Regions from separate parts of the Homo sapiens genome. Here region 2 is linked to region 1. The links are chromatin loops, found by intact Hi-C in ENCODE. Cell type or tissue: endothelial cell of umbilical vein. All regions are shown on one strand. Each heading gives the region's core, and the rest is flanking DNA. Links, peaks and the distances in the headings are about the cores only. Region 1 has its middle 33 kb from the start of LRCH1. Region 2 overlaps LRCH1 (leucine rich repeats and calponin homology domain containing 1).

Region 1 (4,397 bases), core at 211-4,210:
ACTTCAATAAAAACAAATAACTTTTAAATATTTTTCTTCATATATTCTTGGCTTCACATTCATTTTTTGAGCACCAACTATGTGCTGAGCACATTGCTAAGCCTTTTGCATGCTCTGCTAGGCATGCTCCATTTGCTTTTCCAGATTGACTTTTCCTCCTGGTCTGGCACAAGCTGACCTTTCATAGATGACATCATTTGAGCGCCACTGACTGGTTCATAGTTGAGCATGACTACTGGGAGGCAACAGTTAGAAGGACAGGAGGCAAAAGAGGCTAGTTTATTCATCCCCAGCCTGAGCTTCGGGTACTGAAAATTCAGGACCTGTATTAGGCTATTAGTAGCCCCGGGGTAGCTTACAACCCTGTGTGACTTCCCTTAACCCTGCTCACACTTTTGTAACTAATCCATCAAACAGATGGCCCTTTAGAGTGTGCCATCTGTTTTTTGTTGTTTTTTTTTTTTTTTTTTTTTTTCTGTAAACTGACTGATGCATGTGATTATTTCTGATGGACTATAACCAGAAATGACATAGTCACTTTGAGGCCAAAGTAGTAAAAAGCCAGTGTGGCTCCTCCATTCGTCAGGAAGTAAAAGCCTCTTAGATGTTAGATTGCCATTTGGAAGAGGCCCAGGTCCTTGATCACTTTTGGAGGAGAGCCACCTTTTCCTCCCACCCTCAACTGTGACGTAAGCAAGAAGTAAATTTTTGTCAGATTAAGCCGCTGAAATTTTGGGGTTCACTTGTTAATGCAGCAGAGCCTATCTTATCCTGACTAATTCTCTCATTTAATCCTTATAACCTCCTTATGAAGTAGATACTTACATTAACTCTCATTTTATAGATGAGAAAACTGAGATGTTATGAGAAAACTGAGATGCAGAGAACTTAAGTAACTTGCAACCAGACCAGAAGGAACAGAGCTGTGCTCAAACTCAGGTCTTTCTGACACTAAAGTCCAAACTCTTAACAGAAGATAGCATGGTTTTCCCCTAAACCACACTCTTTTGTGTGGCATGGAAGGTATGTCTCTTCTTCACACTTAGGAAAATGCACTTGCTGTCAGTGAATCTTGCAAATGGCATGAGACCAGAACAGGCATACTGGTCGGGCAAAGCAGTTGATCCAGCAAATGTTTACAGGACTGTCCTAAAGCCTGGAAACTCATAACTAGCCCTGTAATATCCTTGCTTAGCTCCCTGACCTGGAAAAGAGGGATATAGGATTTACTTTCTTGCCTAAAGCTTATGACATTATCTCTGTGTGAGTATCATACTTTTCCATTTTCCTCTGATATAAAAACAGCCCTTCTCGGCTGGGCAGAGTAGCTTATGCCTGTAATCCCAGCACATTGGGAGGCCAAGTTGGGTGGATCACCTGAGGTCAGGAGTTTGAGACCAGCCTGACCAACATGGTGAAACCCCATCTCTACTAAAAATACAAAAAATTAGCTGGGCGTGGTGGCGGGCACCTGTAATCCCAGGTGCTCAGGAGGCTGGAGCAGGAGAATCACTTGAACCCAGGAGGCGGAGGTTGCAGTGAGCTGAGATCGCGCCACTGCACTCCAGCCTGGGCGACAAGAGTGAAACTGTCTCAAAACAGAAAAAAAAAAAAAAAAAGGAAAGAAAAGAAAGCAGCACTTCTCTCTTTGTTGTGCCTGTTGAGTACATTTCTTTAGAGAGACTAGGGGCTCATTTATAGCTATTTATTTTAAAAATAAATATGACTCAGTGCACTTCATGCTACTGTATTGTAGATTTTAAAATGGTAAGAATGGTAAATTTTAAGTTATGTGTATTTTACCACAATAGACTCTTCTGTTCAATCTTAGCTTTTGATTGATTAAGGTACAGAATTGCACCTTTGCCATGGATTATTTGCTTTGGAAAATACATGTCCTGTGCATTTTCAAGGTTTCATTGTCAGCTGGAGGAAACAGGCTTTGTCATTTGCAGGAAAAAATTATTGACTGTAGGTCAGATCAGTTCCTTGCATTCAACAATAATGACTGTTTTTCTGTTACCAAAGGAAATTCAGCTACACTGTGACTTCTGAAATTTTGTGCATAGGAAGGAAAAGCCAAAGGGGTGCTTGCTGGCCCCAGCCGGAAATGTGACCTATTGAGCTTTCCTAAGGCGATGAGGTCAGAGAAGTCCTTTATCCTCCTAAGCTAGATGTAGTAAGCCTCAGCAGTTTGCATTCTATGGTTTTGTTGAGGATGAACTGGAAGACTCAAATTCTGACTCAAATGCTCTGTACATTTTCCCATAATCATTTTGTACTGGCTTCTTTCACTGAGCTTTCAATGGATCTGGAGTAGGACTTTGTGTATGGAAACCTTCCTATCCTATTTATATTTTCTTTGACATGATGATGGTTCTTGGAATAGAATGCAGGAATTTACTTTGGAAAGGCCAACAGCCCTATTTCGAATAGTGTCTGAACCAATACATATTTGCCTAGAATCCTTTAAAGAATGGACATGTTGGGTAAAGTGGGAGTTTGGGGTCAGATTCTCTGTGTGGTGTCTGAAGATCAAATACACAGGGAAGGAGACTAGACTGTGGTGGCTTCCACATCTATGATTCACTCTCTATTTGGCCTGTCCGTGCCTCGGTGGTCAATGTGTCCAACAGACCATGCCAAAGGATTGCCTTTTCCCCATTTTGTACTTAGGGATGACATGTTTTAAAATATTCATGCATTTCTATAAAGAGGATGAGAACTGTCAAGCCAGTATGAACCTCTTATTTTACAGCTTAGGCACTACTTATCCTCCACTAACCAACCCGATTCACTTCACACCCTGTTCCTGCCCTGCTCTGTTCCCCAAGAACCCCACATATATTACATCATGGGACTCCCTTGCAGGTAAATTTGGCCAACCTTATTCTTCATCGAGGGGAGAATGAGGTCAGGGTACTTCTCACCTACCACCTGCTTCCTTGCTTTGGCACCATGGTCTGGCAGGGTCCAAGGATTTCCTCTAATGTGGCTTCAGCACCTGTTGTGTGGTCCCCCTTGATGGCTCCAGGTTTCACCAGGTTCCCAGCCCTTCAGACCCAGATGTGGCAATGACTTCCTGCTGTGCTTGTCTCTATATGTTTCTAGACCCGCTTTGGGTCTCTTAAGCCTGCCTGTGGAAACAGTTCTGTCCTTCAAATCTCTAAGTCTCGAGAGAGGCGTGCTCTCTGCAGCCTGCAGAGGCCTTGGCTAAGGGATTTTTAGTTCCAATGAGCCCTTGCCTTTTTGGGTCAAAGTTCTTGATGCCATGAAGTTGTAACTGTATAACCTGGAGACTTGTAGAGCCTTGGGCCACTTTTAATGTTTTAATATTGACAGTCCTATAGTTTGTGGCAAAGAAATTTTACCCTGAAAGATATTATCTAACCCCTTGCTACCCAAAGTATGACCTGTAGACCAGCAGCGTTGTCCTTGCCTGGGAAATGCAGATGCTGAGGCTCCACCTCAGACCTACTAAGTCACAGTCTGCATTTTAACAAGATTCCAAGCCACTAAGATGCACATTAACATTCTTTTTTTCTTTTTTTTCTTTTTTCTTTGAGATGGAGTCTCACTTTGTTGCCAAGATGGAGTGCAGTGGCATGATCTCAGCTCACTGCAACCTTCGCTTCACGGGTTCAAGTGATTCTCCTGCCTCAGCTTCCCAAGTAAGCTGGGACTACAGGCACATGCCACCACGCCCAGCTAATTTTTGTATTTTTAGTAAAGACGGAGTTTTGCCATGTTTGCCAGGCTGTTCTCAAAACTCCTGACCTCAGGTGATCTGCCCTGGCCTCCCAAAGTGCTGGAATTACAGGCGTGAGCCACCGCGCCCGGCCAAGAGGCACGTTATTATTTAAGAAGTACTCATGAAACCCACAGATTACTGAGATCATTGAATATTACTCCACAGGAGGATCCTAGCTCTGAAAGGGCTATTTCAACAGGAGAGTGGGGCATTTTGTGAAGTAGCCCAATGATTGCTTTGTGTACTCCAGGCTGAGGAAAGCAGAAAAAATTGGGGTTGTGTACCCTTTTAACACTCTTTCCTTTCAGATATCTCAAGTAATCCTGTTCAGTTTTCCTTCTTTAGCCTAACTCTTAAAAAAAAAAAATCTAAAAAAGTCATTCTCTCTATAGTATAAATTAGTGGGAAGATCCATTTTATATTCAATCAAAAGCAAACATTATCATTATTTTTTTTTCAAGATGGTGTCTTGCTCTGTCGCCCAGGCTGGAGTGCAGTGGCACGATCTCAGCTCACTACAACCTCTGCCTCCTGGGTTCAAGTGATTCTTCTGCCTCAGCCTCCTGAGTAGCTGGAATTACAGGCACGTGCCACCACGCCCAGCTAATTTTTTTGTATTCTTAGTAGAGATGGGGTTTCACCATGT
Region 2 (4,397 bases), core at 285-4,284, 200 kb before region 1:
TCTCACTGTTGTCACCCAGGCTGAAGTGAAGTGGTACAATCATAAATCACTGCAGCCTCGCATTCCTGGGCTCAACTGATCCTCCCACCTCAGCCTCCCGAGTAGCTGGGATTACAGGCATACGCCACCACGCCCAGCTAATTTTTGTATTTTTAGTAGAGACAGGGCTCACCATGTTGGCCATACTGGTCTCAAACTCCTGGACTTAAGTGATCAGCCTGCCTCTACCTCCTAAAGTTCTGCGATTACAGGCATGAGAAACTATGCCTGGCCAAAACATTTTTTTAGTATACAAAGAAACAGACTCAGGGTTGTTAAGTGGCTTGCCCAACATCCAGCAGTCACTAAGTGACCTGGCTAGATTTGAAATTAGGACTGCTTGCAATGTTTCAAAGTCTGTTTCTCAAAAATGTAGAATGTTGCTTAAATTCTCCTTTAGTTACATAATATTTCTTGGGTACCTCACGAAGTTGTTCCACCAGCTCTTTCTCTTCTCTCATCTGCTCCATTTTCCTCCGGATTGTAAACTGCGGGTCTATAGATTCCAAATTTCTCTGAGGTCTTAGAAACACTACAATACAAAGGGGAAAAAAAGCCTTTATATAGTGCCTTGTCACATAGGGCTATTCATATTAAAATCAAACAGTATTTTAATTTGTCCAAAATAATTCATTTACCACTCAAAGAAACAAAGAAATTCCAAATCCACAAGAAAAGCCTGGCTCAAGTATTTTAAAAGAGACAATATTTTAAATTGTACTAGTTTGTGTGGACTAACAAGCTGTATTTTTCAGTGATAATAAACTGAACCCAGGGCAAGGTCTGGGTCACTGGGACCATTCCAAGCCACTTGCCTGACAGATGTCCTACTTCACTCATCTTCCCACTGTCTTCATTCTAAGTTTTTATTTACACTCAACCCTTTCATTAAATTCAGATAATTTATTTCAAATAAGGCTCTAGAATTGTTGTATGTATTAAAAATAAGCACAAGTTAATGTTTTTGTTGGCATAAAGTTTTTTGTAAGCCTGAGTTAAGAACTAAGTGATGATTACATATTTGAGGGTGTGGTGGAAACATTCTGCCTTCTAGACTGTCACTGGCAGACTATCTAAAAAGTTAGCCCTTTGGAGATGAGCAAGGACACCTTTTAGGAAGGCTGGCAAGATTGGAAGTAGCTGAAGGGCTCATGGCTGGCTTCAGGTTCTTGAAGTTACGACTTCCAAGAATAGTAACTAACAGCGGGGCATCCTCTGAAATGAGCTGAGAAAACACATGCCCTTCCCTATGAAGGAAAACACCTTTTAGACACCAATCAAGAAGGTAAATAATGTTCTATGCATCGGAGAATGACTACAGCAAGAGTTTTAATTAACTTTTTAATGATACAAAGCCCAGGGCAGACTTAAACTTGATTTTTTTTTTCTTCCTAGAGATTTTTATCCTTGCACATAAGATGGATGAAAGAGCTGTTCAGAGCCTTGGCTCCCCCATCCCACAGACTTTCAGATTGAGGTAGGGAGGGAAAGTCCCTCAGAAAATTTTGGGCAGAGAACTCCAATGTTAGAAATCCATACCACATAGAAGGCTGCATGGTGTACTGAAGTTACAGAAGTTTCAATCATGATGATTTAAACAATGCTGAATAAGAAAGAATGTGTAATTTTTATTCTACCCTGACATACATTTCCTATGGACCTCTTTAGAAGCTATTTCAATATTTCAGATTTCTAGAAATTAAATATGATTTACAAATAGAATACTTTGGATACAAAGACTTGAGTCCGCTCGGTGTAATCAAAAGTCCTGTGCTCGCCTAACTACAATATTTTAATTTCAATTTGTGCCTTTGAACATGCATTCTCCTTCTCACATCTCAGTATTTTCTTTCTAAATTAGTTCTAAGATTCTTGAATTCACATTCTGATGCTCTATGGAAGTTGAGAAAATTGACATATCTTAAATCGTCGACTTGAGAGTTAATGGAGAAAGAGGATGATTTAAGGTACGCAAGGCCTGTCGCCTTCTGGAATCTCAGAGAGGAGTCAGCTTGTGGCCTGGGGCCTCTGCTGGAAGCCACTGAGGGAAGTCACAGGCAAAGAACACCAAAGGCAGTCACAGGAGGGCTGTCACCAAGTCCCACAAAACCCAAACCTCACAGGACGTAGAACCAATTGTTTAAAAAGTAAAGCCAAGGTCAGTAAAAGGACAGAGTGACCAGGCAGGGAAAGATGAAAAGTTCACAGAGAAAAGGGAACTGAGGAAAACTCTGACAAATTAAGACGCATGGAAGAAACTGGAGAATGAATCACATTTTACACCATTTCAAGCAACACCAAAAAAGAGACATATATAAAAATATAAAATATAGAACTAATTTGCACCACCAAATTTACCAAAAAAAGGTCAAGAAATGCAGATAGAGTTGGATAATACACACATATGCCAGCAAGGGGCGCCTCAACACCGTTTAAACACATCGAATGTTTTCTTTGGAGCTGTTACTTTCCTTTGCCTTTTTTCTGGGGGTAATCTTATCTAATAATATTTTCAATATGTTTTTATTGGCAGATTTCAATCTGAATATGAAACTATCAGGAAGTTAAATGAACCATGAGCTTTTGTTCAACACCACATTGCCTTATTAGAGCCCTATGTGAGATATCAGGATAACGAAATGGTGTCTGGGTTTTACTTTCCTGGCATCATTTTTTAATTTTGCATTCCTTTGTATCTTAAAAATATAACATGCATGTGTGGGCATTTGCTCTATGAATGTTAGGCAACCAAAAGTGTTTTAAAAACCAATTGAACTGTATTTTTTAAAATGAACACTTAAAATTATCAGAAATACATAAAATGATCAGAAATAATGACTATATCACTATTAGTTTTCTGAATGTATTCATTACTATGACATATAAGAGAACTTAAGGCAATCTCTTTAGGCTCATAATAAATCTACCAAGTACAAAAGTGCTTGCTTATTTTGCTGGGTTTGTTACAACAGAATAACTTCACCGGGACCATTAAAGTACCTCTGATTAAATTACCTACAGTTTTTTCTTTTCTTTTAATTCCTATTTAAATAATAAATCCAGTGAACGGTCTGGGTCCAGGCTTCAGGAAATTGATCTACAAAAGAATTATTCTGCTTTTCCTTAATTTCATATCACTAAATTTCAAGAGCTCCCTTACTTAATCCAGAGGAATAAAATTTAACTTGAGGCCATGAGACAATATTAAGAAGCAGCCCCCACTGTGAGCATGTATTTTTCAAGTCAAATGCTCCTGTGACTGTTGAAGTGTACATAAGAAAAAAGATGGGTGAGAGAGCAGAGTGTGTGTTATGAGTGTGTTGAAAGAGGTGAAGAGGCGGTGATTGGTTTTGGGGGGCGGGTGGAGAGACACAGTCTCACTCTGTTGCCCAGGCTGGAGTGCAATGGTGCGATCTCGGCTCGCTGCAACCTCAACCACCTGGGCTCACGCGATTCTCCCATCTCAGCCTCCTGAGTAGCTGGGACCACAGGCCTGCACCACCATGCCTGGCTAAGTTTTATATTTTTAGTAGAGGTGGGGTTTCGCCATATTGCCCAGGCTGGTCTGGAACTTCTGGACTCAAGTGATCTACCTGCCTCAGACTCCCAAAGTGCTGGGATTACAGGCGTGAGCCACCGTGCCTGGCCAAGGTAGGCAATTTAAGATGAAGGAAAAAAAATAAGTTCTGCTTAAATTAAGCCTATAGTTTAATTACTGTATGTTGTATAAATAACATTTATTTTTATTTTGTTTTGAGATGGAGTCTCAGTCTGTCGCCCAGGCTGGAGTGCAGTGGCACGATCTCGGCTCACTGCAAACTCCGCCTCCCAGGTTCAAGAGATTCTCCTGCCTAAGCCCCCCAGATAGCTGGGATTACAGGTGCCTGCCACCACGCCTGGCTAAATTTTGTATTTTTAGTAGAGACAGGGTTTCACCATGTTGACCAGGCTGGTCTTGAACTCCTGACCTCAAGCGATCCACCTGCCTCAGCCTCCCAAAGTCCTGGGAATTCAGGCGTGAGCTACTGCACCCAGCATAAATAACATTTAAAGAATGAAAAAGATTTGCACATATACGCAATTTACTTAGCAGAAGAGATAAGCATGGACCCTGCAGGGTATAATGAAATGCTTACGTAGAATATCAAATTCATACTTGCAGATATAGGTCAAATTCCACTGATCTTTCCATCATTTTCTGCCTTTTCTTTCACTCTTTACCCCATCCTCATCTCTGAGCTGGGAGTAATCTCTGTCTTCTGTGAGCATACAAAATTCTTTTATCTGTGTCTCTCCCATGGCACTCACCACTTTCTATCTTACAGTAGAGTGATATTTCGCTCCATTATGGATCTGTA

What was found. A loop is a pair of places that touch in the nucleus more often than their neighbours do. Peaks named below come from ENCODE experiments on the same cell type or tissue, not always from the same donor. Only the 100,000 strongest peaks of a DNase experiment are listed, where the experiment ranks them.
Region 2: a loop joins it to region 1, with 5 times the contacts of the local background. A loop is called at or near these places in 1 of 110 quality-filtered maps.

The regions. Positions count from the first base shown.
Region 1 is chr13:46,518,043-46,522,439 of GRCh38, reverse strand. No RefSeq gene overlaps it. Among named protein-coding and RNA genes, the nearest start is that of LRCH1, 33 kb to the left of the region's middle. In endothelial cell of umbilical vein, for the core only: no CTCF peak of the experiment used is centred there; a DNase peak (open chromatin) is centred at 2,059.
Region 2 is chr13:46,719,395-46,723,791 of GRCh38, reverse strand. LRCH1 (leucine rich repeats and calponin homology domain containing 1) reads right to left here. Exons shown (of 20, transcript NM_001164211.2): 17 at 462-571. Among named protein-coding and RNA genes, the nearest start is that of ESD, 76 kb to the left of the region's middle. In endothelial cell of umbilical vein, for the core only: a CTCF peak has its summit at 2,460; a DNase peak (open chromatin) is centred at 2,511; H3K27me3 peaks cover 302 bases.